Regions from separate parts of the Mus musculus genome. Here all the other regions are linked to region 1. Evidence: chromatin loops called from intact Hi-C (ENCODE). Cell type or tissue: heart. All regions are shown on one strand. Each heading gives the region's core, and the rest is flanking DNA. Links, peaks and the distances in the headings are about the cores only. Region 1 holds the start of Cachd1 (cache domain containing 1). Region 2 has its middle 61 kb from the start of Ube2uos. Region 3 overlaps Cachd1 (cache domain containing 1). Region 4 overlaps Cachd1 (cache domain containing 1). Region 5 overlaps Cachd1 (cache domain containing 1).

What was found. Peaks named below come from ENCODE experiments on the same cell type or tissue, not always from the same donor. Only the 100,000 strongest peaks of a DNase experiment are listed, where the experiment ranks them.
Region 2: a loop joins it to region 1, with 3 times the contacts of the local background. A loop is called at or near these places in 5 of 42 quality-filtered maps.
Region 3: a loop joins it to region 1, with 4 times the contacts of the local background. A loop is called at or near these places in 15 of 42 quality-filtered maps.
Region 4: it touches region 1 in a loop (2.0-fold over the local background); 2 of 42 quality-filtered maps call a loop at or near these places.
Region 5: a loop joins it to region 1, with 2.0 times the contacts of the local background. A loop is called at or near these places in 3 of 42 quality-filtered maps.

The regions. Positions count from the first base shown.
Region 1 is chr4:100,772,926-100,779,407 of GRCm38, forward strand. Cachd1 (cache domain containing 1) reads left to right here and starts at 3,754. Exons shown (of 27, transcript NM_198037.1): 1 at 3,754-4,443. The coding sequence starts at 4,204. In heart, for the core only: a CTCF peak has its summit at 3,753; DNase peaks (open chromatin) are centred at 3,736, 4,276, 4,576 and 4,786; H3K4me3 peaks cover 2,627 bases; H3K27ac peaks cover 1,993 bases.
Region 2 is chr4:100,585,394-100,591,875 of GRCm38, forward strand. No RefSeq gene overlaps it. Among named protein-coding and RNA genes, the nearest start is that of Ube2uos, 61 kb to the left of the region's middle. In heart, for the core only: a CTCF peak has its summit at 2,997 (motif pointing right); a DNase peak (open chromatin) is centred at 3,188; H3K4me3 peaks cover 742 bases; H3K27me3 peaks cover 527 bases.
Region 3 is chr4:100,985,346-100,991,827 of GRCm38, forward strand. Cachd1 (cache domain containing 1) reads left to right here. Exons shown (of 27, transcript NM_198037.1): 20 at 2,737-2,897; 21 at 3,206-3,292; 22 at 4,034-4,150; 23 at 5,479-5,630. Among named protein-coding and RNA genes, the nearest start is that of Raver2, 80 kb to the right of the region's middle. In heart, for the core only: CTCF peaks have their summits at 2,063 (motif pointing left), 3,246 (motif pointing left) and 3,458; no DNase peak of the experiment used is centred there.
Region 4 is chr4:100,864,767-100,871,248 of GRCm38, forward strand. Cachd1 (cache domain containing 1) reads left to right here. Exons shown (of 27, transcript NM_198037.1): 2 at 216-278. Among named protein-coding and RNA genes, the nearest start is that of Cachd1, 91 kb to the left of the region's middle. In heart, for the core only: no CTCF peak of the experiment used is centred there; no DNase peak of the experiment used is centred there.
Region 5 is chr4:100,878,837-100,885,318 of GRCm38, forward strand. The region is part of intron 2 of Cachd1 (cache domain containing 1); the gene reads left to right. Among named protein-coding and RNA genes, the nearest start is that of Cachd1, 110 kb to the left of the region's middle. In heart, for the core only: no CTCF peak of the experiment used is centred there; no DNase peak of the experiment used is centred there.

The DNA.
Region 1 (6,482 bases), core at 685-5,684:
CTGATAGAGACTGAAAACATTAAGGATTAGGTGCTTACCAAGTGACACACTTTGATCAATAGATATGTGTGCTGGTTTGTTTTTGTCAACTTGTCACAAACCTAGACATGCCTGAGAAGAGGAAATCTTAATTGGGGAAAAAAAAAAATCTTTTTTGGAGTTGAGGGTTTTTAGACAAGATTTCGATGTGTAGCCCTGGCTTTCTTAGAGCTCTCTGTAGACCACCAGGCTGGCCTCCAACTCATGGACCACCACTGCCTGGTGGGAGAAAACAATCTTTTTTTTTTTTTTTTTTAAGATTTATTTATTTATTTATTATATGTAAGTACACTGCAGCTGTCCTCAGACACTCCAGAAGAGGGAGTCAGATCTCGTTATGGATGGTTGTGAGCCACCATGTGGTTGCTGGGATTTGAACTCCTGACCTTCGGAAGAGCAGTCGGGTGCTCTTACCCACTGAGCCATCTCACCAGCCCAGGAGAAAACAATCTTAAAAGGAAGATGCCTTCATCGGATTGGCTTGTAGACAAGTCTATTGGGGCATTTCTTTGATTAATGATTCCTGCAGAAGGAGTTGGACCACCCCGAGCAAGTGGTTCTATAAAAAAGCAAGCCGAGCAAGCCATGGGGAGCAAGCAAGTAAGCAGCACCCCACCCCTTTATGGCTTCTGCTTCAGGTCCTGCCTCCAGGTTCCTGCCTTGGCTTGCTGCAATGGACTGCAACTTGGAATAGAAAAGCCAAATAAATTCTTTCCTCCTCCTCAATTTCCTTTGGGTTGTGGAGTTTATCACTGCACTAGACTCAGGGTGCACACTGACACTACCATCTAAACCTTTTTTAAAAATTATTTTTATTTGTTTATTTTATGTATATGAGTGCACTATAGCTGTCTTCAGACACAGCAGAAGAGGGCATCAGTTCCCATGACAGATAGTTGTGAGCCAGCATGTGGTTGCTGGGAATTGAACTCTGGACCTCTGGAAAAGCAGTCAGTGCTCTTAATTGCTAGGCCATCTCTCCAGCCCCAGCCTTTAACTATCGGCTTTCCCCCATTGGTTAGATGAGAATAGTCACATGTTCTTTCTTTCATATTAAGAACTTACTGAGCTAAGTGCCAGAACTCTGGTATACATGAGTCACCAACTCAGGAGCTTCCTTGTAGCTCACGCTGGTACTTCAGACCTGTGGAGATGAGAGAGTAGCATGCATATCCCATGATGCAACAACAGGTCCAAACACACAGGCTCTTTACCGCATTTTCCAGGATATACTATGTGCCTATGCAAATGGTGTAGAGGTGACAGGATTCTGCATTCACGAAGCCCACCCTAGTAAAACAAACATCATAAATAGCACAGGTAGTAGTAGATGATGGCCCTGCCAAGCTAGGGCTGTTACAGGTGCTGCCCAATGAAAACATGCTAAAAGGACAGAAACCATAGAAACGGGCAAAGAAAAAATTAGGGAAATGATCCCAGTGAGGTAAGATAGGCCCTCGGGATGCTTCTGAGAGAAGCTGCACAGGTGTGTATCCTGTGCTTGATGGAGATGGTAGAAGAGGGCAGAGGACAGAAGTCGGCCTTGGGTGTTGTCCTCAGTCACTCTCCACTTAAGGTTTTTTTTTGTGACAGGGTTTCTCACTGAGTCCAGAGCTCAGGTTGGCTAAGCTGGGTCCACACATCTCTGCTGTCCCTTCACCTACACCTTGTTACAGAGAAACACCATCATGCCTAGTATTTACTTGGGTGCTGGGATCAAAATTCATGTTCTCATGCTTGCACCTAGTAGGCATCTTATTAACTGAGTTCTTTCTTCAGCTCAGAAGCTCAGTTTTTATTACTAAGATTTTTTTTTTTTCTTTTTGAGACAGGGTTTCTCTGTATAGCCCTGGCTGTCATGGAACTCACTCTGTAGACCACCAGGTTGGCCTCACACTCAGAAATCTGCCTGTCTCTGCCTCCCAAGTGCTGAGATCAAAGGTTTGTGCCACCACTGCCTGGCTATGACTGAGTTCTTAAAAATCAAAGAGAGAAACTGGAAGGCGTTACTATCAAGTAAAGCAAAGAATAACTAGTTTTGTTTTCCTGCTCCGCCTCTGGTAGTTAACGTAGGCAAACCCTATAACCTGTTGTATTTGTTACTTTTCTATTGCCATGATAAGACATCATGACCAAGACGACTCATAAAATAAAATGTTTTATTTGGGGCTCATGGTTTCAGGGAGTTAGAATCCATGGCTATCATAGAGGGGATGTGGGGGGGGGGGCATGATGAAAGACAGGCATGTTTCTGGAGCAGTAGCTGAGAGTTCACGTGTCCAGACACAGTCCTGGGGCAGAGAGAGCTAACTGAGAATTTTTTTTTAAAGATTTGTTTATTTATTACACATAAGTACACTGTAGCTGTCTTCAGACACCCCAGAAGAGGGCATCAGATCTCATTATGGATGGTTGTGAGCCACCATGTGGTTGCTGGGATTTGAACTCTGAACCTTCGGAAGAACAGTCAGTGGTCTTAACCGCTAAGCCATCTCTCCAGAATGTTTTTTTTAAACCTCAAAGACCATCCCTAGTGGCACACTCCTCCAAAATGACCACACCTTCTAATTGTTCCCAAACAGCCCCAAATTGGGGACCAAGTACTCAAACATAAGAGTATGGTGGGGGGCATTCTCAGTTACCCCCTCCCCTCACATTTGCCTACCCATAGCTGTAGTTTCTAGGACTCTTGAAGCAGCACATTCATAGTCTATAGGAAAGTGAATGAATGCTTTATACAGGGACACTCGCCCTGCAGCACACACTTGTTTCTCTATGGTGGCTCTCAGAGAGCCTGATCCAGTACTCAGGAGCCATACCTGCCATGCTTATGAAAGCAGGAGGATGCTATGAGCTCAACTTCAGCTTTGTTTTCGTTTTTATTTTTTATTTGTTATTTTTGCCTGTAATGGAGTCAGATGGATTTATACACACAAACACAAAGAGAGAGGGCAGGAGGGAGGGAGGGAGGGAGGGAAGGAGGGAGGGAGGAGAGAGAGAGAGAGAGAGAGAGAGAGAGAGAGAGAGAGAGAGAGAGAGAAACATCCAGTGGAAGGTCAGAGCACAGGCCTGAAAGTAATACTTGTGCTTAAACTCTGGGTCAGTAGCTTATCCCTGGGTGACCTTCAGCTATTTGTTGCAACTCCCTAAGGCTCGGAGTTTGTTACCTGAAAATTCAGGATCAAGATACAACCTCTTAGCCTCGTCCTGGGATTAAAGGATAATGAGTCACACACACTGAATGTAGACCTCAGAGTATTGTGCTGGCCACATGATAGCTGGTTACAAACCAAGTCCGCTGTGCCCACGAGGGCGAGCTATTGTTACTAATAAAAAATGAGGAAAGGGAGTTAAAGCTCTAAAGACAGTTGCTCCCTTCCTAGGTCTGGGTCAGGCAGAAAGCCCGAGTTCTCGAACTTAAAAGGGACTTTGGGTGGTGGGTGGGTGGAACCTGTAACACTTGGGACCCGAGATCTCCTGCACGGGCCGAGTCAGGGGGTGGGGGCGGTCGCGTGGCCAGCTATGGGAAGGTCTCAAATGATCCCCTTCTCAGGCCAGAAGGGTCCTGTGCAAGCGAGGTCCCCCAGTATCCCGGGCCCCCAGCGTCCCAGGGCGTCGCCCCGTGCAAGGAGGGAGAGGAGGGGCGAGCGCGGGACTTTCCCCGCCTCCCTCCTCTTTCCATAAATCACCGCTGCAGCGGCAGCGGCGGAGCCGGGAAGTGTACGGAGCCGGAGCGCAGCGTGGTGGCACCAGACACCTCCCTTTTCCCCGCCGCTTTCTTTCCTTTCTCTTCTCTCACTTCGGTCTTTTAAACCTCCCTCTCCCTCCTCGCCGGGAGACCGCCCCGGTCGCCTCGCCGCGCCTACACTGGTGGCGCCGCCGCCGTCTCCGGGCTGCGCCGGGACTCGGGAAAGCGAAGGCGGCGCCGCTCCGCCGGTGCTCTCAGCCGCCCGCCCGGCCTGCGGGCGCCGCGGTCTTCGAGCCGCTGCCGCCGGGCGATGGTGGCCGCCCGCGCGCCCGCGCTGCAGCCGGGCGCCCCCTAAGTTTTCCAGCTACAGCCGCCGCGCCGTGGAGCCGAGAGCGCAGGAGACGAGGAAAGTTTGGCGGGCTGCGCCTCCCGCGGCCAGCGCCCGAATCCCGTCGGCGGGAGTGGCCGGAGGCGGCATGGCCCGCGAGCCGGAGGAAGAGGAGACCGTAAGGCCGGCCGCTGTGGTCCGCCGCTGTCCTCGCTGCCCTGGCTGGCCTGGGGCCCCGCGGCCGCCCCTTTGGCTGCTCTGCCTTGTGGCATGCTGGATCTTGGGCGCCGTGGCCGACGCCGACTTCTCCATCCTGGACGAGGCGCAAGTGCTGGCGAGCCAGATGCGGAGGCTGGCTGCCGAGGAGCTGGGGGTGGTCACCATGCAGGTAAGCGACCCCCTTCGCGCCGCCTCACTTGCAGCGCTCTCCCGCTGCGCAGAGCCCTGGGCCGCTGCACGGAGTGCCCAAGCGGGCTGTGGGACCTCTCGGTTCCTGCAGACTTCACCACATCCAGTGCTCTCTGTCCCGTGTACTCATTTGCCGCTGCCCTCTTCTGCAGAGCCTCTGCCCCGCACCCACTTTCCCCCTCTTCTCGGCCCCGGCTCCTTTCTTGTTGGCTGGGGATTCTCTGCTCTATCCGCGCTTCCTTCCCCAGTTTGCACTCTCTTCCTTCGCAGATTTGTTTTCACTCGTCACTCCTGCAAACTCCCCTTTCCTCTTTGTGTTCCCATCCCTAGGCAGCGGTCCCGCCCGGCTCGGGGCATTCTCCAAGGCTCCCCCACTCCACCCTCTTGAAACCTCCCAGCGTCCTGGAGACCAGGCGCACGAGTGGGCGAGGGAGCGAAGGTAGATTGTCCGCCTGGGCCGCAGGACTGTTGGGGTCCGGGCGGCCCAGCAACCGGGGCTCGCTCTCCCTGCCCTGCCGCTTTGGGGGAGGGGAGGGGCTGATCTGGCGGATCCCCCGCTCCAGTCCTTCTGGGGACTCTTTTTCTTTCCGCTCTTGCGGCCATTGGTCGCCTCTTGTCCGCTGTGTAATTTCTGGTTTGTGTGTGCCTTCGCTGGGAAGGGCAAGGTGAATAGGGTTTCCATTTTTTTCCCCCTGCGTCTTTTGGCCTTCCCTAGGGTTGTAGATTAATTGCCTTTGGCTGATAAGGATTTCTGACGATGCTACTAATAACCCACAGTTGTAAAAATTGCTAGACAGCAACCACCTGGAGATCCTATCGCGCCGTTATTCTCATCTTCTTGGCGAAGAAGGCCCACTCAATTAGGAACTGATGAGATGACACTCCGAGTACCAAGCCAGCGAAACAGCCTAGTGCTCCAGACAACTAACTCATTCCCGTAATAATGGTGGCGGGACTGGCCTTCGAAAGGCCGAAGTTTTCAGGAATGTGGTGTCAAAATAGGTTTCTGATTTCGAACCTAGAGTGACCATTCCACCTCCTACGGGCGAGATGTTTTGCTTCTCTTTGGGATTCAGGTTTCTGACGGCTTTCTTGAAAAAGAGAAAGAGAGAGAGAGAAAAGAAAAAGAGCCCAGAAACCTACTTCCACCCAGGCCCCCTAAGAGGCTGCATGCAGTATGCTTAAAACAAGTTTCACCTCGGCCCTAGCTTTTTTAAGGTGGAGAGATTGCTTTGCTGGGAGGGTAAATTTACATTTATTTGTAGAAATCCAGCCCGGACCTGCTGCGGAGGGGGATTTTCTTTATTTCCATGATAACAGCTACTCTTTTAAAATGCATTTTTCTATTGCTTCCTACTCTCGTCTTGATTTAGGTTCAGTTTTAATTTCTTCCATGTGCATTTTCTGGTTGCTGGCGCCCTGACCTAGGGATGGAGGGCTTTGGGAGGCAGTAAAATCATCTAGATTTGCTTTGCCTTGGTGAATGCGTTAATTTAGAAACAAACAGAACCGTGTTTTCCCACAGAGGATTTTTTTTTTTCACAAAAGGGATTTCAAATGGTGCCACCTGAAGTTTTGCTTTCAGGATTAGGTCGCCTTTGCCATCTTCACTCAATTCCTAGGACAGGACGAGGGATGGTACCCCCCCCCCCCTTCCTGTAATCTTAAAGGCTTGCTATTTCTAAGATTCTGGCAGCAATTTTATGGTTTCTCACCCTGGTCCTTGACAAAAGGTGATCCTGACGCATTGTCATTCAGGTGGGGAGACACTTTAAACACTAAGAAAAAAAAAAAGCTGGAGTCGGTGGGGTGGGTGTGTGTGTGCCCAAATGGCCCTTTATCTCTTTTCCAATTGGCCCCTCTCTAACACCTTTGCAACCCCGTTGGGAAAACGGACCTCCTGTGGACAGGGTTTTGTCTGGCAAAATGTAAAGTGGCCTCTCTCCTTTTTTCAAAGGAGAGGTGCTTACTGTATTTAAATTCCCCTTCTTGAACTATATACATTGATCTGCCACTTGC
Region 2 (6,482 bases), core at 515-5,514, 190 kb before region 1:
AACTTTTTATTCTATTCACTGAAAATCTTCTGAATTTTGCCAGAGTCTGTTCTAATGTCTCATTTATCATTTCTAATTAATTGATTTGAGTTTTCTCTTTATCTTGGTTAGTTTGACTAGGAATCAATTGATCTTATCAATCATTTCAACGAATTAACTCTTTTTCTGTCTCACTTATTCATTGTGTTTTCACTCTGCCTCATTAATTTCTGGTTTTTATTATTTCTTGACATTTACTAATTTGAGTTTGGATTCTTTTTTCTTTTCTAGAGATTAAGAATAGGTTATTTATTGGAGAGCACTCTGGTCATGTGTAACTATAAAATTTCCTCTTAGGATTTCCTTGGCCATATCCTAATTTTTCTCATCTATTCTCATTTTCTTTTTACTCTAAGAATTTCCTCATTTAGTCCCTGATTTCCTCAATAACTCATTTCCTAAATGATAATGTTATTTCAAATGGGTAGTATTGGTTGGGTCAGTGAAATGGCTCAGAGGGTAAAAGCGCTTGCTGCCTGAGGTGATGCAGCCCTGACAGCCTGGTTCACTCCCCAGAACTCATGCAAAGGTGGGAGGAGAGAACTGGCACCATAAACGTATCCTCTGGCCTCCATATGCATGCTGGGATACACGTACCCAGCAACACACACACACAGTAAAGCACACACTAAAATGATAAGCAAAATTTAATTTTAAAAATTGTATTGTTGTGCTGGGGTAATGGCTCATGGATAAAGTGTTTGCCATCCAACTGTGAGGACCAGAGTTCAGCTACCCAGAACCCAAAAAAAAATCTGACCAGGCATGGTGTCCGCCAGTAACCACAGCACTTGGGAGATGAAGACAGGGAGGCTTGAAGTAAGTCGACTAGCTAGACTAGCCAGAGTTGGAAAGTTCCAGATTCAGTGAACCCTGATTCAGTAAATAAAGAGAAATCCAGGTCACCTTACAGCAACTTCAAGCTCCTACCTGTGCATGCTCTTACACACGTACACTTGTATTCATACATGTACAAATGCACATGCAGATGCATCACACATGATGCTCTCGTAAAGATAAGTGTGTCGTTTGATTTCCAAGCATCTATACGTTTTCTGAGGTTTACTAACTTTATTGGGTTTTGGTTTTGTTCTTGTTTGTTTGTTTATTTGTTGTTTTTTTATGCTTTGGGCTTTTGTAATTTCTCAATTCCTTTTTGTTCTTGGTCAAATTATTAGCAAGGGTTGAAGTATATGAGGAAATATATGTACTTTCTGCCAAGCCTAAGGGCCTGAGTTCCATCCCTTAAAGACTATGTAATAGGGGAAAGACGAGTCCTGATAATTGTTCTCTGACCTCCACAAGTTCTCTGTAGCATGCAGGTATGTATGTGCACACATGTGCTTGCGTGTGTGCCTGCACACACACACACACACACATACACCAATGTAATTTAAAATTTCTGCCACACTATTCTTCATTTACCTCTGCGGCTTCCTCTGAGTTCAGCTCACTCTTGTTTTCAGTTTGTTTCAAGCAATGCTTGTTTGGGAGGGGTCCTCGAGTTAGGTTCTCACTGTTTGATCTACTTGCATAGACTTAACTTCACCCTCTTGCAACTGGGAGTACAGGTGCATCCCACCGTGCTAGGCTTAACTTACTCCCCCAGCCCCAATTCCTTACACTGGAAGCTGATACCTAAACTGAAGACTTTTCCCCAAACCCAAGAATTTAATCCAACAGACTTATTATCTTTAATCCAAAAATCCTGCCTACTCTCCTCCGCTCCCTGCAAAGTGAGAGCCAACATGCAAACAATTTCCGGTTTTAGGGTATTTCAGATTTCAGAATGTCTTGGATTTGGGGGTTCCTGGTTAGGCCATACTGAAGTTGTAATGGCTAAGCAAGCATTCTGAGACACTTCTGGACTCCACATTTTTGGAAAGGAGACCAACCCTGAGTAAAGTCCCCCTCAGTTCCTCTTGCTTCCCTGGCAATCCAAGGAACTGTTATGTTTCAAATTTTCACTAAAACTAAAAGAGGCCTAATTTTGTTTGTATTCTTTGATCCATGTATTATTTAGAAGTTGTTTTTAGTAAATATTTGGAGATTGCCCAGAGATCTTTCTGCTTTTGATTTCTAAAATAATTCCATGTGGAACGAGAATGTTTCCTAAAATATCATAAGAGTTCTTTCATTACCAAGCTATGGCTATATTTTCTATTTTTAGCTGCCAATGGAAAAATATGTCAAAAATACATGCAAGCTGAAATAGAAACATTTAGAAACAAAACAGTTCTAGTTTGAGAGAATTTCTTACTCTTTACCCCACAGGCAACAGCAGGGGTTGCTGGTGGGGGATTCCAAATTTGGAGTCTGACATCAAGAGCCAGTCACATGCTTGCAAACTGTGGCCAGGGGATAGGAGTTAACCCACTTTCACACTGGTTTCTCTAGTCCAGCAGGATAGGCAATAATGAATGACACCTCAGTTGTTAAGGCTGCTGAGAAGACCAAAAAAAAAAAAATGCACAAATGCATTATAAAATACTAAAAGCAGCGGCGCAGACCTGCAGTGAGCCTTGTGCATTTCATAAAAGAAGTTGTACTTCTGATAATTCATCTGATAGACTATGATAGAAAAATCAGTTTCCAGAGACCTGAATTCAAACCCATCAGCTACACGGATGGCTTTGAAGAGCATCCATACATAGCACTTTGAGATGCATTTTGGTGGGAGATTTTTCTTAAATCTGCCCCTGGGGTGTGACAAGCCATTTAGTTAGGACACCTATCGCTGGAAGGGATCTCTTCGCCTTCACCACATGAGGCGAATCTGAAGCTCAAGTCTACACGAGTGTGAGTTCCAGTTTTGTGACTCACAGACTTCCGAGAAGAGAGTAGGAGAGAAGATGGGAAACTTAACTTCTAAACATCCCCCCAAAAACAGTGGTATCGGTATCACTACAGCCTAAGACAGCTTTAGAAAATCTGCCTTATTGTTCCTACTCCTCTCTCCCTGAAGGTGGCGCCCGTTAGCCGCTGTGCCCGTGCTCAGGCTCTGAGGTTCCCAGAAGCCAAGCACTTTGAAAGGCTGGCAGAAACCAAGAGCATTTATGAGTGGGACCGCTGTGCTTCCCTAGGGAAGACGTTTCCACACCGCGGGAAAGGCTTTCTAAGAGGAAATTACTCTAGCTTAACGATAGTGCTGCTCGGTAAAGTCAGAGCCAACCTGGAGAAGTCAGTCAATCCTGCCTGTCAGATGCCAGAGCCCCTGTGATCCTGCTCAATGACTTCCAGTGCCTAATGCCCGCCCTGGGAGGAGGGGGCGGGAGTGCCCTAGGTACCAACAAGAAAGCTCCCGAGCCTGATCTCCACCCAGAGCGCCTTTGCCTCCTTCTCATTACAGGTTGGGAGACTCTGAGAACACTGACAGTTCTTTTCCCTTCCTTGTCCCTTCCCCTCCCCACCCCCCTTCTCCTCTCCCTCCCTATTACCTTTCCTTTTATTCCCTTCCCTTCTTTCCCATCCCCTCCCTGTCTCTCTTCTCCCTCCCCAGGGGAAAGAAGGAGGAGGGAGAGACGCTCAAATCTTGTACTAAACAGTTCCATAGCTTAACCACCCTTCCAAACCTGTGTTCTTTCCGACTAATCTGATATCCAGATGCCAAAGCAAAGCCCACGTGGTTTGAGGTTTTTATCAGGCACGCAAAGAAAAGCTAGCTCTTGTTTGCTGCACACTGCTCTGCAGAAGAGCTGCAGGCCCCTTTTTGCTTTTATTTGTGGCCTCAAAGTCCAGACCCTCTCCCCTGTTCTTCGTCTTATTTTTGAGTTCTAGAGACCACACTGGAATCCAAACGGAAAGCGATCCCCCTAAAAGCCAAGGATAATTAAATTTACTAATTGAATTTTGTTTCAACAAATACAATTACAACATGCAATATCATCTCCTGGGGCTTTTTACATGTCTCAGGGAGGAGCCCTTGGTAACAGTGCTCCCCTGATAGAGAAAAGGGCTTTCTGCAGAGGAGAAACGGTGTGTCCCAGGCAGGTGTGCTCACAAGCCACTAGCCATTTCTAAGGGAACCTACACACTTAATATTGTCCTGGCTAACTCTACATGTGACAGACAGTTACGTTACAGCAATCTAAAATAAACCCAATGTCAATAGGGAAGGTTATTAAAAGGATATATTTACTTTAATGTTCACCAAGGTTTTAATATCTATGGATCCCCATATTATATGACTGATAGGAACACACACACACACACACACACACACACGCATAGGCACAGAGAGAGAGAGAGAGAGAGAGAGAGAGAGAGAGAGAGAGAGAGAGAGAGAGAGGTAGCAGTCCAAAAGAGGCTTAAAGAGACAGAGATTCATTTTCCTCTCAAAATCAGAAGCTCCAGGTCGCTCCTGCTCCTCTCTTGCTCCCTTGCTTTTCCCTCCCCCTTCCTCCTCCCCATTCTCTTTCCCCCTCTCTCTCCACGTGCTCATGGCCAACCTCTATTCTCTGTGTCTCTCAACTACCCTCTTAACTCCCCTCCCCATGCACTGAATAAACTCTATTCTATACTACAGAAGAAGAAGAGGAAGAGGAAGAGGAAGAGGAAGAGGAAGAGGAAGAGGAAGAGGAAGAGGAAGAAGAAGAAGAAGAAGAAGAAGAAGAAGAAGAAGAAGAAGAAGAAGAAGAAGAAGAAGAAGAAAGAGGAGGAGGAGGAAGAGGATAAGGAAGAGGAAGAAGCAGCTGCTCTGGGTCAGGTGGGGCTGGCCCCACAAAGCTGGTGGTGGGTTGACACTACCAAGGGCCAAGCTTGCTTCTTTTCCACACTTCTGTATGTGGAGTGCTGCCTTTTGTTCCAGTGCCTTTCTCAACAGGGCTGCAAGAGCTCCAGACTTTACCTCTGTTCAAGACTGAGGGGCTAAGAAAGCAGAAAGGATGATGATATTGGTTCCTATTTCCATTTAAAGCAACAGGCTACCGTAAGATGTATTCAACGCTAGAGAGCAAACTTTCCAGGAAATGTCGGCTTCTCTGTTCATCCATTCAGATATTTACTTATTGTGATTCAGGGGGTAGTTTACACCCTCTGCGCTAAAGCAAGGCTATGCATTCAAGGCTAGCCTGAGCAAATTAGTGAGGCCCTATCTCAAAATAGTAAGGAAAAGAGAAGGCTGGGGATGTCATGTGCTTACCTAGCATAACGCAATACCCAGTACCACCTAAAATAAATACATGTTTAATACATGTTCTCTCTCTCTCTCTCTCTCTCTCTCTCTCTCTCTCTCTCTCTCTCTCTCTCTCTCTGTGTGTGTGTGTGTGTGTGTGTGTGTGTGTGTGTTAGTGTTTCCATTTTTTTTTTTAAATCTTAAAGTTCTGGACATTTACACTTCAGTTAGGAGACTGAATATCTTGGACAGCCTAGGGCAGAGGGCTTTAACATCTCCTAAGAAATTGATATGAGTGGTCCTAAAGCAAGGTTCTAAGTCACATTTTCAGTCCAAGAATGGCTCAGAACACAGGAACTGTAGAATGGCTGGGCCTATTCTGATCCAGAGTTGCCTGTATTCTATGGAGGTTTGGAAACACCTCCTAAACTAGAATAGCAGACTAAATCACTGAGGGATGGACTGCAGAAGCTGCTGGTTTAAGACCAAAATCCAACCTGACCTGGCATTCTGGGAGTTGTAGTTCTTGGAAAATAACAAAGCCATAAACTGGCCAAATGGTTTTGTCCTTTAAAAAAGCCCCTATGACTCATGTCTCAATACCACTCATGGAGAATTCCAGAGGGTGGTCTTAACCAAAGTCTATTCTGGTCAGTATTTAATTAAAGTTTGGCTCAAATTTGGCTCAAAATGGTGGAACTGATTTATCTCTTGCAAATCGAAGGATTAATACTAGGACTGGCTGAGTCCAGTGGTCCCAGACAGTAATGGCTGTGTCCAGGAAAAGCTGCCATCTAAAATTCAAGAGGTGGAGCTAGGCTCCAAAGAGCACTGTGCTCCATGGACTAGAGCAGTTGGCTCCTCATCTATGGGAGTAAACAGGGCGCCGTGAGACTGGAACCTGGTAGAGAGGAGCCATCATTCAAGACTGTGCCCGATTATAAAAGTTGAGCCCCAGGACTCTGTGAAGACTGCTGCTGTGCCTCAGTGTCCAAGGGCTCCAGGTGTGCATCTCAGCTGGAGCCTCCCAGCAGCTAGGGTCATTGCCACTGTTCAATAAAAGACTGGTGGAACCCAGAAAAGCTCTATGCCCCTTTTTTCATATCTTTAACTTGGGTTTGCATCTATTAATTTAACCAAAACCTAAAGAGCCAAATCAGAAGACACCTGGAGAGTGTTCCCAGCCTCTCTAGATAGCTATTGGAAAAGGGAAGGACACTATGTAGATCAAGAGGCAGGGCTGTTCAGGTAAGAAACAGACTGCAGGAGTTTGGCCAAAACATTCACATGGTATCCTACTTCGTTCTGAGGGTGAGGGTGGGGGCATAAC
Region 3 (6,482 bases), core at 931-5,930, 210 kb after region 1:
ATCTTAAACAAAATATTATGAAGTTGACTGTGAAAAGCATCGCCCAGCAGGAAGGAGGAGTTTTGAAGTACCACATCCACAGCGCCACCCCTTGGACCTTACTCCACTGAGCATCACTGTTGCAACGCTCGCACAGTTTTTATATGAAAGTCTGGTTCTTTCTATGTATCTAGTTCATTTCTACAATGCCGTGGGCAGGCAAAGCCACAGGTTGAAGTGAAAATACTACTGAAAGGCAGGCTTTAGTTGAATGGAAATTAGGATTTCTTTGTTGTTACTTTTTAAGTTACAGCGTGTGTGGGTGCACAGACGTACATAGGACACACGGATAGAGGTTAGAAGACCACTTACAGGAGTCAGGTCTCTCTTTTAGCCATGTTGATCCCCAAGATGGAGCTCAGACTGTCAATTTGGGTGCTAGGTGCCTTCACCCACTGATCTATCTTACAGACCAGGGATAGGTAATTTCTTTTTTTTTTTTTTTAAGATTTATTTATTTTATTTATACGAGTACAGTACTATTGCTGTCTTCAGACACACAGGAAGAGGGCATTGGATCCATTACAGATGGTTGTGAGCCATCATGTGGTTTCGGGAATTGAACTCAGGACCTTTGGAAAAGCAGTCAGTGCTCTTAACTGCTAAGCCATCTCTCCAGCCCAGTAGATAATTTCTTAATGTCTGAAGTTTTCTCCCTAAACGAAATTGAAGCATTCTTGATAGTGAAGCTATCTTAGTCAGAGTTTCTATTCCTGCACAAACATCATGACCAAGACGCAAGTTGGGGAGGAAAGGGTTTATTCGACTTACACTTCCACACTGCTGTTTATCACCAAGGAAGTCAGGACTGGAACTCAAGCAGGTCAGAAAGCAGGAGCTGATGCAGAGGCCATGGAGGGATGTTCTTTACTGGCTTGCCTCCCCTGGCTTGCTCAGCCTGCTCTCTTATAGAACCCAAGACTACCAGCCCAGAGATGGTCCCACCCACAAGGGGCCTTTCCCCCTTGATCACTAATTGAGAAAATGCCTTACAGCTGGATCTCATGGAGGCATTTCCTCAACTGAAGCTCCTTTCTCTGTGATAACTCCAGCTGTGTCAAGTTGACACAAAACTAGCCAGTACAGAAGCTTTTTGCATAATAAGCCATGTCACTGCATGCCCTAGCAGAGAGTGTCTTCCACACTGGACAAAACTCCTCCAGAATCCTCTCTGTGCCACAACCCTGGAATGTGGACTCCTGGTCACCAACATTTTAAGAGATGAATGACATAGACTCTGGTGTGAGTTGGAATAATTTTCCTAAGGTATCTGATACAAATGCAGAAGGATGGTTATAACATAACATTATCATACAGATTTTGAGTTTTTGTGGCACTCCTAGAAGCTGCCCATCACATTTGCTAGCTATGGAATGAAGAAAAAAGGAGGCTTAGTTCAGTTTCAATGTTGCAGAAGCAGGAAGTCAGTCTTCTCTCAAAGAACCTTTATGTTTTAACTGTGTTTTATTCTAGGAAGCAGAAAGGTTTGTTAACCAAAAGAAAAAAGTGTGCAGCTTGTAGCTAATTAGGTTTGCTTTTGAAACAAATTTACTGCTCTGACAAAAGCAACTAAAAGCCCAAGTGTTCGTTCTGCCATACAGCTCAAGGGTGGCATCTACCATGCTGGAGAAGTCAAGGACATAGGGGACTATTATAACTGACCACACTGCATCCACGATCAAGAAACAGTGAGCATAGTTGCATCAACATCTGCTGCTATTCCATCCCCATTCCCCTTTGACACAGTCCAGGATCCATCTAGGGAATGGTGCTACCCACAGTGGGATCTCTCTACTTCAACTAAGTCAAGCTAATTTCCCCACACACTAAGTGATATTAACACTCCCCTACAATGATGTTATCTTTTTTTCTTATTATAAAACTAGTAGCTGGAGAGATGGCTCAGCCGTTAAGGACACTTCCTACTCTGCCAGAGAACTGGGAAGAGTTCAATCCCTAGCACTCCCATGGCTACTCACAGCCATATGGAACTCTAGTTCCAGGGGATCTCATGCCCTCTTCTGGCCTCTGGAGACACATGCATGGTGCACAGACACAGGCAGGCACTAGAGCCATGCACATAACATTGAAAAAAGAAAAAAGCATAATAAAATTATCTATGAAAATTTATATTTATGGAAGTATAGATGAAAAATAATATATACCAACTATTACATGAAAATTATATGGGACTGGTAGAATTACCTGTAATTTTTTTTTTCTCATCCAAGTGAAGAAAACAAGGTTTTTAACAAACAATGCTCCCTAGGCTACATTTTAAACCAAGAGACGTCTCAGTGGTCATGAGCCCTTGCTGCTCTTTCAGAGGACCTAAATTGGGTTCCCAGCACCCGGGGATCCAACACCCTATTCTAGCCTCCAAAAACACACACATATAAAAGTAAACCTTTTAAAAATACTAAAAAATGTTGAACAGTGGCCATGTGATGCTTTAATAATCACAATCTAAACTATTCTGTCTTTTCTGCAAGAACGCTAAGTTGCCAGGTGGTGGTGGCACATGCCTTTAATCCTAGCAATCGAGAGGCCGAGGCAGGAGGATCTCTGAGTTCAAGGCCAGCCTGTGAGAACAAAACAAGTTCCAGGACACCCAGGGCTACACTGAGAAACTCTGTCTTAAAAAACCAAAGAGGCTGAGGCAAGTCTTTGCACTGCTGTCTTTCATCTTTTCCACAGGGGGATTTGACGAACCTTGTGCACGGCAGCCACTGCTCTAAGTACCGCCTGACAAGGATCCCAGGAACCAACGCGTTTGTCGGCATCGTCAACGAGACCTGCGACTCTCTTGCCTTCTGTGCTTGCAGCATGGTGGACCGTCTCTGTCTCAACTGCCACCGGTGGGCTGGATTCTGTTCTTGGACTGTTTTGACCAATGCCAGGCATTTGGAGCAGAAGGGGTGGGGATGTGTCCTGGGGAAGGGAAGTCCAGGTTTACAGGAGCCTTTAGATCTGTGCCGTTCCCATGACCCAGTCACTGTGGCTGCGGGTTCAGGTCAAATGCTATTTAAATCTTCATCCACGGCCTCACTTTCACCGTCGACTGTAAAACTCGCAAAGGATTTTTTTTTTTAATCTTAATCCCCTGGTGTGTGTGTGATATTCTGCTGACATCTACCTCTGACTAGTAATTCTGTTTGCTTTTCAGAATGGAGCAAAATGAATGTGAATGTCCTTGTGAGTGCCCCCTGGAGGTCAATGAGTGTACTGGCAACCTCACCAATGCAGAGAACAGGTAAAAAAAAAAAAGTGTGTGCGTGTGTGTGTGTGTGTGTGTGTGTGTGTGTGTGTGTGTGTTTATGTGTGTGCATGCATAAATTTATATTTGTATGTATGCATGTACACATGTACAAATGTAGGTATGTGTATAAGCTCCATGTTATTATCATGTTTTCTATAGATTTGTTTTGGGTTAAGAGTGTACAAAAGTGCTTTGTTCTAATGAGGAACCTAGTCAGTAAGCCAGATTTCAAATAATGTCTGCCTTGAGGTTCAAATAAATATGCTGTGACGTATTAATAATGCATGGCTGTATTAAAGCTGAGGAGATGGTTCTGTGGGTAAAGTTCCTGTCGTGCAAACATGCGGACTGAGTACAAGTCTCCACAGCCCTGTAAAAGCCAGGCAGTGACATGTGCCTGTAACCCTAACAATCCAGGAAACAGGCAGGACGATCCCCAAGGGTTTACTGATCAACCAATCTAGCCAGATTATGGTGCTGTAACTTCAGGTAGGGGTGTGTGTGTATGTGTGTGCGCGCGCACGCGCATATGAGCACATATATTATTTCTATTGTACACAAATATAAACAAATTAAGCAATCCAATAGTTAAATGGATTGACCCAAGGTCTCACTGAGTGGCAAAGCAACCTATACCAAATATAAAAACTCAGATTTGTCTGACATTATCAAGGACCTAGGTGTTTGGAATTTGGGTGCCATTGACCCTAACCTCCAAACTTGCTTCCTACATAGAAACCCGAGCTGTGAGGTTCACCAGGAGCCAGTGACATACACGGCTATCGACCCAGGCCTGCAAGATGCCCTGCAGCAGTGTGTCAACAGCAGATGTAACCAGAGGATGGAAAGTGGGTAAGAGACCTTCCTGAAAGCTGGGTGTGGTGGGACATGCCTTTAACCCAGCACTCGGGAGGCAGAGGCAAGAGAATCTCCGTGAAGCCAGCCTGGTCTACAAAGTGAGTTCAGCACAGCCAGGGCTACTATACAGAGAAACCCTGTATCAAGAACTGACACACACACGAGAGAGAGAGAGAGAGAGAGAGAGAGAGAGAGAGAGAGAGAGAGGGAGAGACTATCTTGAGATCAGTGCTTAGCAACCCCACTGAGCCTCTGCAGCCAGTGCTTGGTTCCCTATCCTTCATGCTTTAAGGAGATGTCCTTTGTGGGGCGCTAGTATGGTTCTTACACCATGAGCCTTATGTCTCACAGATGAACTCTTTCATTCCCACTGGTTACAGGTATTTGACTCTTGCTCTAGGCTGAAAAGGGCCTCTGCTGTGTGTATGAGGTCATTTTGTTTCAATAAGCAAAGTGCAAGAGATGTTGCAAGGGATTAGGATCTGGGCTTCCAAACAGGACCCAGCAGCCATCAAGGCTTCTCTGGGAAGTATTGCAGAACTCATTAGTTTTCCCTTCTCCGAAAACAGATCTGCTCCAGGGTAGTTCTGAGAACTACCAGCCCTGTGTCCCCTGCAGCAGGCTGCTCCCCTCTGGGTGTTTTGGACTAGGCATGGGGCAGAGGCTATGGCAGACCTGGAGGAGGGAATTCCCTCCCTCTGCCTGCTGGTTACCATGTGGATCAGGCCAAGCGAGGGCACAGAGGGCATGTCAGCCTCGTCTTTGGTTGAGCTGAGGAAAGGGTCACCCAAGCACTGATTAACATGGGTTGTCACGCTACATTTAGGAGCAGGTAGCATTGCCACCAGTGTAATTTTTTAAGAGCCTCACTATGCACGCGGCTCAGGAGACTGGCTGTTAGGAAAGCTCTTTTAAACAGACTGACTACTCTTTTCCTGAATGTATTTGTCTATTATTTCTTCCTTTTCCAACAAAAACCAACATAATGACCACTCACATGGGGCATGTTAGACCAAAACCAAACAACCCTGGGGCCATTTGCCTTTGATCTTCTGAGATGACTTTGAATAAGACCACACTAATTCCCACGTGGAGGTTGTAAGGTAACTCAGAATACTTGGCCTTCTCTCATTGTCCTGTGGCCGAGAGGCATGCAATAGCCACCCTCAGGTTAAAAACTGCTCTCCCCACTTGACAAGGAAAGGGGCTTGACAGGCAGCCATTCAGAGCTGGAGTAAAGCTGGGGCCCTGAGATCTGACTAAAGGCCAACTTACCCGCCCTCCCGCTCATACTGCTTCCTTAAACATTGTCAACCTGCCAGGGACTGTTTCGGTGTGCTGGACTGCGAATGGTGTGTGGTGGACAGTGATGGAAAGACTCACCTGGACAAATCCTACTGTGCGCCCCAGAAAGAATGCTTCGGGGGGATCGTGGGAGCCAAAAGTCCCTATGTTGATGACATGGGAGCCATCGGTATGTTGACTAGGGATCCATGGTGATTTGACTCTTGAATGCAATTTTCTGCCTGTATCCTGGGACCAACATTAATCATCCTTTGCCCAGCTTCCCTGATTCGTTTGCCCAGTCATCCTTAGTTAAAAAAACCCAAGGCAGATAATTACCTTCAGAGCTGGCTACACACTCTGTGCAGTGAGCAGCCAACCATGCTGCCAAATTTTGCAAGCCTGGAATTCATTCCCATGAAGCTGACTTTAAGAAACTCTGGCCTGGTTTCCACATGGCTGAACTCGAGTCCGCTTGGATGTGCATCCCAGCTGTCAGAGCACAGGGCCTGCCTGGGGTGTGCTAGCTCATCCCCGAGCCTTCCCTTTCCCCTTCCCACCTTACAAGGTTTCAGCTACCCACCACTGTTTAGGGCAATGAGGTCAGCAGATGCCAAGGCTGCTTAGGGTTGCTATAGCAGCTTAGGGTATGGACAAAGACACCATATGAAGAGCCCCCTGGGATCAGGTCACCAGTTCTTGAAGATACTACCAAAGACTCTATTTATCATTGGATTTTTTTTTCCAGTGTCTTCCCAGAATCAGCAGCATGCCCTTGCTCTTAGCTGGCAAATTTGAGTCACCGTATCTAAGCCACTAGTGAATGTAGACGTTTCTCATCTTGGTATACAGTTGTGACCCCATAAACCTATTATGGGTTGAAAAAAAAATGTCAAAATGTTTTTTAATACACTCAGCCTGCTGAATGTTAAATAACTTAACAGAACAGTTCACCACAGAGTGCTGGTTTTTTAACCCTTGTGAGCCCAGGGCTGATTGGGAATTGCCATAACCTGCATCAAGAGAATATCTATCTTCCATA
Region 4 (6,482 bases), core at 526-5,525, 92 kb after region 1:
ATAGTGTAACATCTGGTTTATTTCACTACAGTGCCTGGGTAAGGCTTAAATAAATAAACGTGATTGACTTCGGCTGATATTTTGGGTTCTCTCTGTAAAAATCGCAGTCTTTCAATGAACAGTTTTCCTATTTGAATCTATGTTGTACACAACAAACCACCCACACACATATAGAAAGTGACTTTTCTAATGTTCACTTTTCTCTTTTGTTGTAGAGGATCTTCAATTCGTTGGTTTACACAGAGAAGATCTCAAATGGAGAGAGCGAAGTTCAGCAGGTAAGGAGCCCAGGCATGGGTGCTCTCTGCCTTTGCCTTGCCTTTCCACAGACCTTCCTTGCTCCTTCCTCACTAGAGGTTGGCCTCTTCCCTATCCTACTCGGATGGAGTCTCCCTGCATGATGGTGACACCCTTATATTCAGGTGCCGAGAACTTGCTGTTGGTTCACAACCATGCCTGATATATCCTGGGAGCATTTCCTTCTGAGTATCTTGGAGTTCCCCAAATATAAAATTGAAATATGTTTCATCTAATGCAGAAAATAAGCAGCTGGGCTTTGGACTCAGACTCCACATTCTGGCTTCTGGCATCTATCTGTCATGGCAAACGGTCCCCCCACGCCCCTTGTGACCCACAGTTTATCTCTGTGTAAGAGAATCCTAATATCTACCTTGTGATGTTCTGATAATGAAGTGGTCAGAGCTGTGAGAACAATGTGAAGTCAACCATCTTGGTGGAAAGTTCTGACATCGAAGCAGTTGCTGCCTTGGGTGCTTTTTGCTTTCCTCTTTCTAGCATCGCCTCCGCCCCGCCCCCGCCTCCGCCCTCGCCTTTTCCTCTTTCAGTGCTCTGTGCAGTCAAGATACTTAAAAGGCCAGATTCTGTTTGTTTATGGCTAGCATCGAGTGAGCTGCCTCCTGCATTAAAGCATGGTGTTGGTGAGCTTGAACATAAATAATTAGCGGGCGCTTGAGAAGGGCGGAGGCTTTAATTTCAGTGACACCACCAACTTCATTCCAGCATGTGACCGTTGTCTAGTAACTCGAAGCTAGGTTTGAAACTTCAGTGAGAACCAGAACTATGCTAAAAACCAGAATGCAGCCGAGGGCTTCCACAGGATAAAAAGACAAATGTAACAAAATGCATAATGATGCAAATGCCCAGGTCCCCCTGTTGTTTAATTCATGGAGACAGCTTGACCCGATCTGCACTTTAAAAGTGCTTTCTCAGAAGAAAGGCTTTGCGTCAGAATGGAGTTATTATCAGCTAGCTATTTGTTTACAATAAAGCACCATGGGCTAGGTTCAGCATTTCCTGTTCACAGGCGGGACCTTAATTTTAGTCACTTTTAAGTGGTGATGTGGTGATGTATGCCTCCTCCTTCTTACTTTAGGTATCGTTAAGGATGAATAGCTTGAAACTGTAGTGGTGTGCCACACTGAGCCTTGTCTGCCTAAATCCTGACTTAAGCTTATCCCAAGAGCCAGGAGGCACTTCAGCATCACTGAATCTAGAAGATTTGTCATGGATGACGATTTCTACACAAAGCCTGCTCGTTAGAGGAGGCATTTTTGGGAGCCAATGGCTATTTGATAACCCTTTAAAGAATGTGATCTGGGGTATCACTTAGAGCCTCTTTTCCTACGTAAAAGTAACAGATACAAGCGCTTACGTGGGCAGTTTCCGAGCCTGCAGCTGTTTTGTGTTCTGGGGCTGATGTCATTGTTAAACTGGCTCTGAGCAAGCATGGAAGCCTTCAGTATAATTGTTAGGAATTATAGCAACTGACAGAGCACTTACAGAGCACTGGTGCGGGAGGGTGGGGTGCAGGGGGTGGGGGGATGGGGTGTGGGGGGCATTTCAATATATCATAGCTAGTATTTGACAGATAAGCTTCAGAAGCAGACTGTCCTACTAACGAGGAGAAAACAGAGGCCCCAAGAGGTCAAACAAGCCACCTATACTTCTCTATGAAGTCTCTATGAAGCAGGAAAATTAAGTTTTCAAAAATGAGTGTGACACAAAGATATGTTGTCCTCATGTGCCTTTTCCCTGGTCATCAAATGGTTCTTTCCTAAGCTGAACGAAGATGTACTTGTCACTAACTACTCCAGCCTCTCCACTCTGCCTCCCAGAAGCATCGAAAGCAAGAGGGTCTCATGGTCAAGAGGCTCTGTGGTCAGGAGAAAACTGCACTGTCACTGTTTCACCTACATTTCAATACATACAAGTCCTGGATATTTTCTTCTATCGTGACTTATTGATCATTTCAGCACTGTGATCCGTCTAACGATAAAGGTGTGCAATTGCATGCTTACTGAAAATGCATACCCTCACTGAGATGATTCTCGTATGGTTTCCCCCTTTTATAGCAAAAAGAGGGTCCTGATTAGGAGCTATACAAGGGGCTGGAGAGACAGCACAGCAGCTAAGGGAACTTGCCCGTTATCCCAAGTTTAATCTCCAGAACCCACCAAAAGGGGAAAGGAGAAAACGAACTCTACAGAACTGTCGTCTAACCTTCACACATGTCCATGACACAAATCAATACCCCCCAACCCCCCTGCCCACAGTAATAATAATTAAAATATTTTTTAAGCAATCCCCATGATACTAAATGATACCCAGGGCAAAATCTTGCAGGAACACGTTCACCTGGCCTGCTTCCTCTTCTATTAAGCATTCTTCAGCACAGGCATTCACACTTAATTCCCTTTGAACTTCAGAGTACTAGTAACTAATTAAGTTACTAGTAACTAATTAAATAATCACTAGTAACTAGTCTGTCTTCCAAAAAATTAGAGTCTATCCAATGTTCAAAACATTTGTAAGCATAACAGATATGCTTTAAGGAAATATATTAAATAAATATATCAACCTAGCAACCTACCAAAGAGGGTATCCTACCTGAGGATTCTCTCAGAGGTAACCTTATTCACTACATAACCTGGCTTGCCAGGAACTCGCTATGTAACCAGGCTGGCCTCAACGTCACAGAGATCTGCCTGCCTCTGCCTCCTAGCACTGGGTCTATACCTTGCTATTCTTAGTTAAGGTTTTTATTGCTGCGACGAAATATCATTGCTTGACCGTAAAGCAAGTTGGAGAGGGAATATTTGGCTTACTCTTTCAGATTGATGTTCATTATTGAAAAAAGTCAGGACAGGAACTCAAGCAGGGCTAGAACCTGGAGGCAGGAGCAGAGGCCGAGGCCATGGAGGGCCTGCTGCTTATTGGCTTGCTCCCCCTGGCTTGCTAAGCCTGCTTTCTTACAGAACCCAGCACCCTGAGCCCACAGCAGGGTGGACCCTCCCCTGTTGATCACTAAGAAGTGTCCTCCAGCAGGGTCTTAGGGAGGCATTTATTTTTTCAACTGAGGTTCCCTCCTCTCTGATGACTCTAGCTTGTGTCAAGTTGGCATAAAACTATCCTACACATACACACAAATTAATTTTTAGTTTGGCTGCTTTTGTTCTTTACACGAGTTTTAAGTGTCTTGTCTTTATTCAGGCATCTCTCTGCTTTTGCTCCCTCCATTGTTTCTGAGCACCTATGGCATCTGCAGTCAGCCTTGTTATAATTGTTACTTCCTGGGTGTCATAGAACGTGCTAATTACGAATCCCGCTTTATGATCGATCTTGTATGGATTGTTTCTGTTATAGGGTTGAGTTTTTTTCACATTGCCATATAGCTTGGAGAAGCTAAATTTCTTTAATCATTGGAACTTTATTTTGTCACCGCCTCAATGCTGGAAGGCAGGGCTGCTGCTTTTGTGTCTGTATGCGCCTCCCAGCCCTGGGTGGTGGCCGGGCAGGCAGGGACGATTACGCTTACTGGAGAATCGCTTCTCAAGCCCAGCATTGAGGATGTTTGAAGAACGACAAGCCCTCCTCACAGTGGTGGCCTTGGCTTCCTCTCCTAGGACAGAGCTGCAGATCCGAGGAGGTATATCCTTTTCAATAATTGGTAATTTCTGGTTTTTAGTCTTTTGTCAAGTCAAGGAACCTAAAGGGGGGTCTTATAAGTTGTTTGAAGTGACCTTTTGCATCTTTATCGTGCACAAGACTTGTTTTTTTGAGTTCAGAATCTCATGCATGGTAGGCAAGTACTGTACTAATTTTTTGTGATTTTTGTTTTTGAGGGGTGTGGGTAGGTCCATCAATATCTTTTTGGCATCATTTACTGAGTTGTTTTAGAAAGGCTGTACTATGTTCTCTAAGTCAGCCATATCCAAAGAGAAGACTGTCCTGAGAAGGATACTGCACATCTGTGCTCTCTGCTCAGCCAGCCACTAACCCTATGCGACTCTTCTCACGTAAAATGTGTCCAGATTCTGACGAACCAGATTTCAATTGTTACTTGAGTTTAATATAACCATGCTGGGGGAGCCGTGAGTATTTAGCGTTTGTATTTTCTCCAATATTTTGACTTGTAAAGTAAAATTTCCAGGCAGTTTTGGAAGCTCTGTAAGTGAAAGTGCCAGGCCTGATGGCCAGAGTTCCATCCCAGGGGCCCTCATGGCGGATGGAGTGCTGAGAACCTATAGTCCAGCACATCCTGTTCTACTGCTGGTCAGGAAACTTCCCTCTAGCCTTTACCACTCTATCCCACCAGTAACCATCGACGACTAGTCTTGATTACCTGTTTTTATGTGTGTGCAAGTTTGATCGGCTTCTATTGGCTTTTTATCTATTACTATGTTGATATCATAATTATTATGTTGTGTGTGTGTGTGTCTGTGAGAGAGAGGGAGAGAGAGAGAAGCGCCCATAGAAGAGCCAGAGGCATCAGATCTCCTGAAGCTGGAGTTGTAGATGGTTTGCAAGCTGCCTGACATGGGTGCTGGGAACCAGGTTCAGGTCTTATGGAGAAGTAGTATTCATTCCTAACCACTGAGCCATTTCTCCAGTCCCTGGTTATACTTAAAAGAATTTTTTAAAAAATCTTTTATTTGCACGAATGTTTCGCCTGTGTACCACAAGTGTGCTTTATGACCAGACAGAGGCACCTGATCCCCTAGAACTGGCATTACGGACAATTATGAGGCACCATGTGGGTGCTGGGAATTGAACTTGGGTCCCCTAGAAAAACAGAGAGTACTCTTAATCACTGAGCCATCTCTCTAGCCCCCCCCCCCCCCCCCGATTGTGCTCTTATAAACAAGTGTTAAGATCTGGTGAGGTAACATCACTCCTTCCATTTCCATTTATTGGTTTCTTGCTCAGTTTCTCATGCTAGCCAAGCCCTGAGACTAGCTCCATCATTGATACCCAGCCCTATATTCAGAGTAGAAGTTCAGGGTCCCCAGGCCTTGCACACACCCTAAGGATGAAAACAGTACTGATTAGTGCTGGGTGTCTGTCCCACTTCCTGCCATCACTATGAGGCACAGTGCCCAGCATAGCAGTTCTATTTCTACAAATCTCACTGTCCTCTTCACTACAGAGACAATTACAATTGATGTTAGGATATATTTGAGAAAGAAAAAAAGTAGGTTGATTATTCAAAGCAGACTCTTGACCTCCTGGATCAAAGTTTTACTTTTTTAAAAGGGTCTCATAGAGCCCAGGGTTAGCTCAGACTTGCTATGTAGTCAATGATGATTCTGGACAGATGGCTCTTTGGCCTTTACCACCTATGTGCTGGCTTTACAGAGCTGTGCCACCTCACTCGGGTTCACGCAGCGCCAGGAGTTGAACCCATGGCTTCATGCATGCTGTGCAAACATTTACCAACTGAGCTATATCCCATCTCCTTTGCCCTCAATTTTAATTCAGTCTTTAGAATAACTACTTATTATAGTTGGAGTGCACGGGCACATGCACACACACATGTACACACACACACACATGTATACACATGTATACATGTACACACATGTATACATGTACACATGTGCACACACACACACACACACACCACAGTCTACTGTCTAAAATCCTGCCATACTTTTCTCTATCTTTTTATCCTTTAGGAAAACTAGAGCCCACGGGTCCTGGCTGTCTGTTCTTGCTAATAAGATCTTCTTGAAAGTCAGATCTTATTTGTGTATATCATGGAACTTGGCAGGAAATCTAATGTGTTGTTAATATCTTTGGTTAAGGGAGCAAAGTAATTAACACTAATAAAAGACACTTTTTGATTCTTGACTCTTACCACAAATTTCTCCATGGCATACTGTTTTTGCTGCTTTTACCCATTACTACTTTTGCATTAGCCCTCAGAGCCTGGGTCTACATTGCTTAACAATGTGTTTTAAGTCTTTGATTAGTTCTCTGTATGCTGTTTTTCTGCCAGAAGACAGTGGCAAGAGCCTCGGAAAGAGAAAATTCCACCCCACACATTCTTGTGAGGAGCTCCTCCAATAGATGCCCGCTTTGAGTAGTTCAAGACATTAAGTTGTAGGTACACATTAGGGGCGTTATGTGAGGTTGAATCTGAATCAAGAAAAACAAATTTTTGAGCAAGTGGTCCCAAAAGT
Region 5 (6,482 bases), core at 897-5,896, 110 kb after region 1:
TCCATTTGCCCAAGAATTTCATAAATTCATTGTTTTTAATAGCTGAGTAGTACTCCATTGTGTAAATGCACCACATTTTCTGTATCCATTCCTCTGTTGAGGGGCATCTGGGTTCTTTCCAGCTTCTGGCTATTATAAATAAGGCTGCTATGAACATAGTGAAACATGTGTTCTTATTACCAGTTGGAACATCTTCTGGTTATATATGCCCAGGAGAGGTATTGTTGAATCTTTCAGTAGTACTATGTCCAATTTTCTGATTCTACCTCACACCAGTCAGATTGGCTAAGATCAAAAATTCAGGTGACAGCAGATGCTGGCGAGGATGTGGTGAAAGAGGAACACTCCTCCATTGCTGGTGGGATTGCAAGCTTGTACATTAAGTAATTTCTAAAGTCACACCTGAGTTAGGCCTTAGGCTCCAGGTATCAGTACCAGAATGCTTGTAGACTTGCTTTGCATTCAAATTCCTTGGTGTGCTTTCATAGATAGATAGATAGATAGATAGATAGATAGATAGATAGATAGATAGATAGATAAAGAATTCATTCTCTCCTGAGGATCTTACACATCAAGCAATGTAAGATAAATAACACGTCTAAACATTGTAAGTACATGATGAAGCTTAGCTGCTAAATGAGGGAAGGACCACGTTTGAACACTTAGTTGACGAGGGTAAAACCTTGGTGGCCGCTGCTGTCTATACCGTTAGTCACAGCCTTTTAGATCTCATAAATCACAGGGCTGTACTGGGCCCTTCTGAAGAAGCCGCTATTACTAATGGGTTGCTCTGCGGGAATGTAAACAAGATATAAAACTGAAGGAAGCCCTTGATGACTCTCTTGCCTTCCTGAACAATCCATCATTATTCCATTATTAACATAACGGTAAGACAGTTGGTTATAATTTCTGTCATTGTGGAATTTCTATTGGGCTAGTGGGGTTTCATTTTGCTTAAAAATAAATATCCTCTAAATAAGAACTTTTCACTAATTGGGCGAGTGAACCCCCACAGCTGTTGTCCCCGGAAGCAGCATTAAAGGACAGGAAATAGGCTTCTTCTCTGTCCCGTGCAAGGAGGCAGAGAGAGCCTTGCATTCTGTGTGCATAGCTATGGTTGGCAAAACTTTGTTATGAGTTTCCTTGGAGAATGAGGCAGATGTGGCTGAACACATCCAGACGTCTCCCCTATATTCAGGTTTGGCAATAACTAAGATCACTTGGGGCTATGCCTCCCCTAGCTTCTTAGGAAAAGAATTGGCTACCTATGTCATGTGTAAGAACTGAGAGTGTGCAGCAATCTTGTTGATATTCTAACGGAAGTGTATTTGAAGCCCATATCCTGTATCCTTGTATATATTTGGAAGTCAAAATACGTTCAGATGCGTGTGTGAAAGCTTAAATTCCTGTCCTAAATTTAGACCAGCTGACTTCAGAGGTACATACTGTACGTTAACTAGTGTGTGTGTGTCTGGTATGAGCTAAGCTTAGATAAGCCTGTTTATACAGACTCATGAACATAGGCATTCATTCCTTTTATATAATGTATTTCCCTGAGATGTAAAAAAACCCCACCATATAAATATATAAATAGATTTACATATATCTATATATAATTTACATATATTTATATATTAACACACTCATTAGAGAGACAGTATATGCTATTTACATGTTTGAATCATAGTACGCCTTATTTACACTCCTTATGTGCCACTATTTATTGTTATATGTATAAATATTCTCTTGGGTGACTGATCCTGGAGATGAGACCCAGGGCTTCAGGCAAGCTAAGCATGAGTTTCATAATTGAGCCATACCTCCAAATTTTATATATACCACCTATATCAACTATAGGAAATGCATTCTTCATAAACACTACCACCACATGCACAATTTAAAATCTTAGAATTCTACTTTCAGTCTTTGTATGTTATGTTGTTTTTGACAGAAATACAAATGGGTGCCCTTCCCATTTACCTCATTCCCTCTTTCTGTGTCCTCGCTGCAAGGTAGAAAAAGAAGGGACTGCACTATTTCCCCAGCAGTAGTGGGAGCTGGTGGCTGCAAGCAGGCACAGACAGAGGAAACAGGCTACAGCCACGACAGAGAAGGATGAAGACACCAGTGCCCCATCTCTGTCCACTGTGTGTGTTTCTCCGAGCTCTGCCTGAAACTCCAGCTTCTTAAGGACCATTGGCCCACACATACGCAGGTGTCTTCTTCCAGAGAAAGAGCCCTGGCTCCATACTCGGAGTTCTCTAGACATTGATAGAGTGAGTCTTCATCTTCATCCAAAAGTCCAGGATATTTTTTGTCATGAGAAACAAATTGAGACAGAAATCAAACACATTTTATACACATTTCTAACATCCCAGGGTTGAAAAGGTATTAGGAAATGTTGACGGTTGTCAGTTTTCCACCCTCTAACTCGAACTTCACTCTTCCACCCAAAACTTCTAGAAAAATACTTCATTCTAGTCTAGCCAAACTGCTGCTTCCTCTAAGAAAGAAGAGTAGCCTCAAATCACCTATGCAGGAGACTACATACACGAATGCACATCAGAATAGACTCCAAAACTTGGCGAATGACTTAAGAGGTGGTATATGAGAACTGGGGTTACAGCTCATTTACGAACTCACCTTTAGCTTCCCTGAAGCCTGGGTCTCATCTCAAGGACTGTTTCTGTCCCTAACATTTCTTGGCACAATGGGAAACATTTTGGTAATGCTATGAGGGAATTAATTGCCAATAACACCAGGAACCACGACGTTTGGCTTAATGTTCTTTGACTTTGGACCCACAAAACAAGATGTGGTATATTAAAATTGTACTGTTACCAAGATCTCTAGCTTTATTTTGCTATTACCACACTGGACAGCCAGGGATTATGCAGAAAGACTTGTTCTGGGCATTGCCTTAGGTGTCCCCCTAATGACCTTCAGTCCTTTTCTGTGTTGCAAAGATCATGTGAACGCTTCCACAAGTTAACATGGTCCTATCTACTAATACCGTGCCAGCCTATGCTACCTAGGCCTCTAAGGGAGTGGTCAGTGTGTCCTCCGGGGATATGCCAATAGAGAACAGACCAAGCCTGTTCTCCACCAAGCCTGTTCTCCTGTCTCCTAACCACACTGACATCAGTCAGGGAATGCAAAGACCTTCCTAAGTCTGTGTATTAGAGGTCAATATCAAATGCAGTTGGCAAGGGAATCCACACAATAGTTGAGGATATAATAAAATTTCTGTGGCTCAGGCATCTGTCCTCATTTTTTTGATTTGGGATCCACACAGGGAATATTTCCTTCTGGTGTTGATCCTAGCAAGTCTTTATAGGAGCAGTGAGTGCATTTCCCACCAGCAGTCAACCAGCATTTGTACCTCATCTAAGCGACTCTGTGTGTGTGTGTGTGTGTGTGTGTGTGTGTGTGTACGCGCGCGCGCGTGTCTGTGTGTGTGTTGGAGGGCATTGTTGATGATTTAATTATTTCTAGTAAATAAACTTGAAACTCTAAATCAGCTCTTGTCTCAGCTTGGGTTTTATTGCTGTGAAGAGACACCATAACCAAGGCAACCCTTGTAAAGGACAGCATTTAATTGGGTCTACCTTACTGGTTCTGAAGTTGAGTTAATTATCATCATGGCAGAAAACATGGTAGCATTCAGGCAGGCATGGTGCTGGCGGGGCTGAGATTTCTACAACTTGTTCCTAACACAACCAGGAAAAGACTAACTTCCAATCAGCTAGGAAGAGGGTATGAAAGCCCATCCCCACAGTATAAAACACTTCCACTCCAACAAGGCCACACCTCCTAATAGTGCCAATCACTCCCTGGGTTAAGCATATCCAAACCACCACATTCCATTCCCTGGCTCTCATAGGCTTGTTCAAACATATGAATCTATGGGGGCCATACCTAGCCATAGCAAAATGCAAAATACATCAGTCCAACTTCAAAAGTCCCATAGACTATAACAGTTTCAACAATGTTAAAAGTCCAAAGTTCAAAGTCATTATTGAGATTCATGCAATCTCTTAACTATAATCCTCTATAAAATCAAAATCAAAAAGCAGATTACACACCTCCAACATCACAGAATATAGATTACCATTCCAAAATGTCATAATGAGGAAATACTGGACCAAAGCAAAACTGAAAACCAGCTGGGCAAACTTGAAACTCCGCATCTCCATGTCTGATGTAAAAGCACTCTTAAAATCCTTTCATCTTTATTGACCGAAACAGACTTCATTCTCTTGGGCTGCCTTCCACTCCCTGTTAGCAGCTTTCCTCAGCATTTGTCCCACGGCTCTGACATCTTTAACATCTTGGGGTCTCCAAGGCAACTTCCTTGTTCCAACATTAAAACTTCTTGTCTGGGTTCCACATATGATCTTCTGAGCTCTTCCAAAGCCCTTGGGTCATATCTACAGCTCTGCCCTCTGTAGCACTTCAGGGTCTGGTTGACTCCACTCCATTGCTGCTGCTCTTTCTGGTAGTTATCCCAGGGTACTGACATCTTCAAAATGCTGGAGTCTTCTGATACAATTATGGCTCATCAGTGGCCTCTCAGAGGCTTCCTTTATGGTGCCAAGCCTCAACTTCTTTGCATAACTCCTTTAGACCTGGGCTGTAAATTGCAACTGAGGCTGTACCTTCTATTCTTGACTCTAAAGCCAGAGCTACATGGCTGAAGCTGTCAAGTTCTGTTGCTTACTGGAGTTGGAACATGGCCCCCTTTTGCTATTACATTATCACCAGCTTTCTGTTTTCCAACTCCTTCACTGCCCAAGTTTGGCTGTCCTGGAACTTGGTCTGGAAACTGACTTTGAACTCTGAGACCTGCATGCCTTGTCTCCTGAGGTCTGGGATTGTACCACCATGCCTGGACCTAAGCTTTTCTCTACTGGGAACTTGCTCTATATTAGGCTTGCCTTAAACTCAGAGATCTGCTTGCCTCTTTCACCTGGGATTTGTGGGGAGCCGCCCTCACATTCGCCGTTGCAAGATGGCGCTGACATCCTGTGTTCTAAGTGGTAAACAAATAATCTGCGCATGTGCCAAGGGTAGTTTTCCACTACATGTGCTCTGCCTTCCCCGTGACGACAACTCGGCCGATGGGCTGCAGCCAATCAGGGAGTAATACGTCCTAGGCGGAGAATAATTCTCCTTAAAAGGGACGGGGTTTCGCCATTCTCTTGCTCTGGCTCTTGCTTTTGCTCTTGCACTCTTGCGCTCTTGTGCTCTGGCTCCTAAAGATGTAAGCAATAGAGCTCTTGCTCTCTTGCACTCTTGCTCCTGAAGATGTAAGCAATAAAGTTTTGCCGCAGAAGATTCCGGTTTGCTGCGTTCTTCCTGGCCGGTCGTGAACGCGTGTAAGAGGGATTAAAGGCGTATACCACCATGTCTTGGCCTAAGCTTTTCATGGCCACTATTCCTCTCTATTTCTAGATTGTAGTTCATTTCAGATTAAAGTCCAAATTAAAACAATAACCAGGTCCCTTGTTCTACTGCAAAAACATAAACAATAAACTTGGCAGGGTGGGTTCTTTCTCGAGGTCATCACTCCCTTAATCTGTTTATCTTCTTGAATATAGGATTCAGCTCCATTCTACTTCCTGGTGCCCCTTTAATGCTTGAACCTTACAATTTTATTTGTCCTTAGTTTGCTCCTCTTCATTAAAACATCCTTCATAAGAGTAAATTTTAGTAACCACACAACAGAATTTATGCCAGTATGCTTTGAGATTTCCTTTGCTAATGCAATTAATCTAAATCTCTTCACTTTTTAGCCTAAGGCAGACTTTTCAGACAAGGGCAAAAAGCAGTCAGATTTGTCACCAAAATATCACAAGAATGGTTGCTAGGCCACACACTAAAATTCTTCTCCACTAAAACACCTAGAGCTAGGTTTCCACAGTTCAAATTATCCTCAACAGCAATGTTTTCCATATTCCTCCTAGGATGGTCCATTAAGCCCCACTTACAGTATTCCACTGCTTTCCAAATCCAAAGTTTCCAAACACTCTTCCAAACAAAAGCATGGTCAGGCCCATCAGAGCAGTGCCCCATTCCTAGTACTCCCACCTTCCGTCTTAGTTTGAGTTTTGTTGCTGCGAACAGATACCATAACCAAGGCAACTCTTATAAAGGACAACATTTAATTGGGGCTGGCTTACAGGTTCTGAGGTTCAGTCCAGTATCATCATGGTGGAAAGCATGGCATGGTCCAGTCCAGAATTTGGAGAAATGGAGTTTTCTTTGAACCTGACAGTTTGAGGAGGGGAACTGGGAACACAGAGATTCTTAAAAATTTCAGAGACAGCCCTTAAAGCCATCTAAGAGTTGGATTTAATGGATTCTTCCCAATGTGAAGATGAGGAAATGTCTAGTTAGCAACAGGCTTTTATTCTGTCGGGATGCTGCCATGCTCCTGCCTTGATGATAATGGACTGAACCTCTGAACCTGTAAGCCAGCC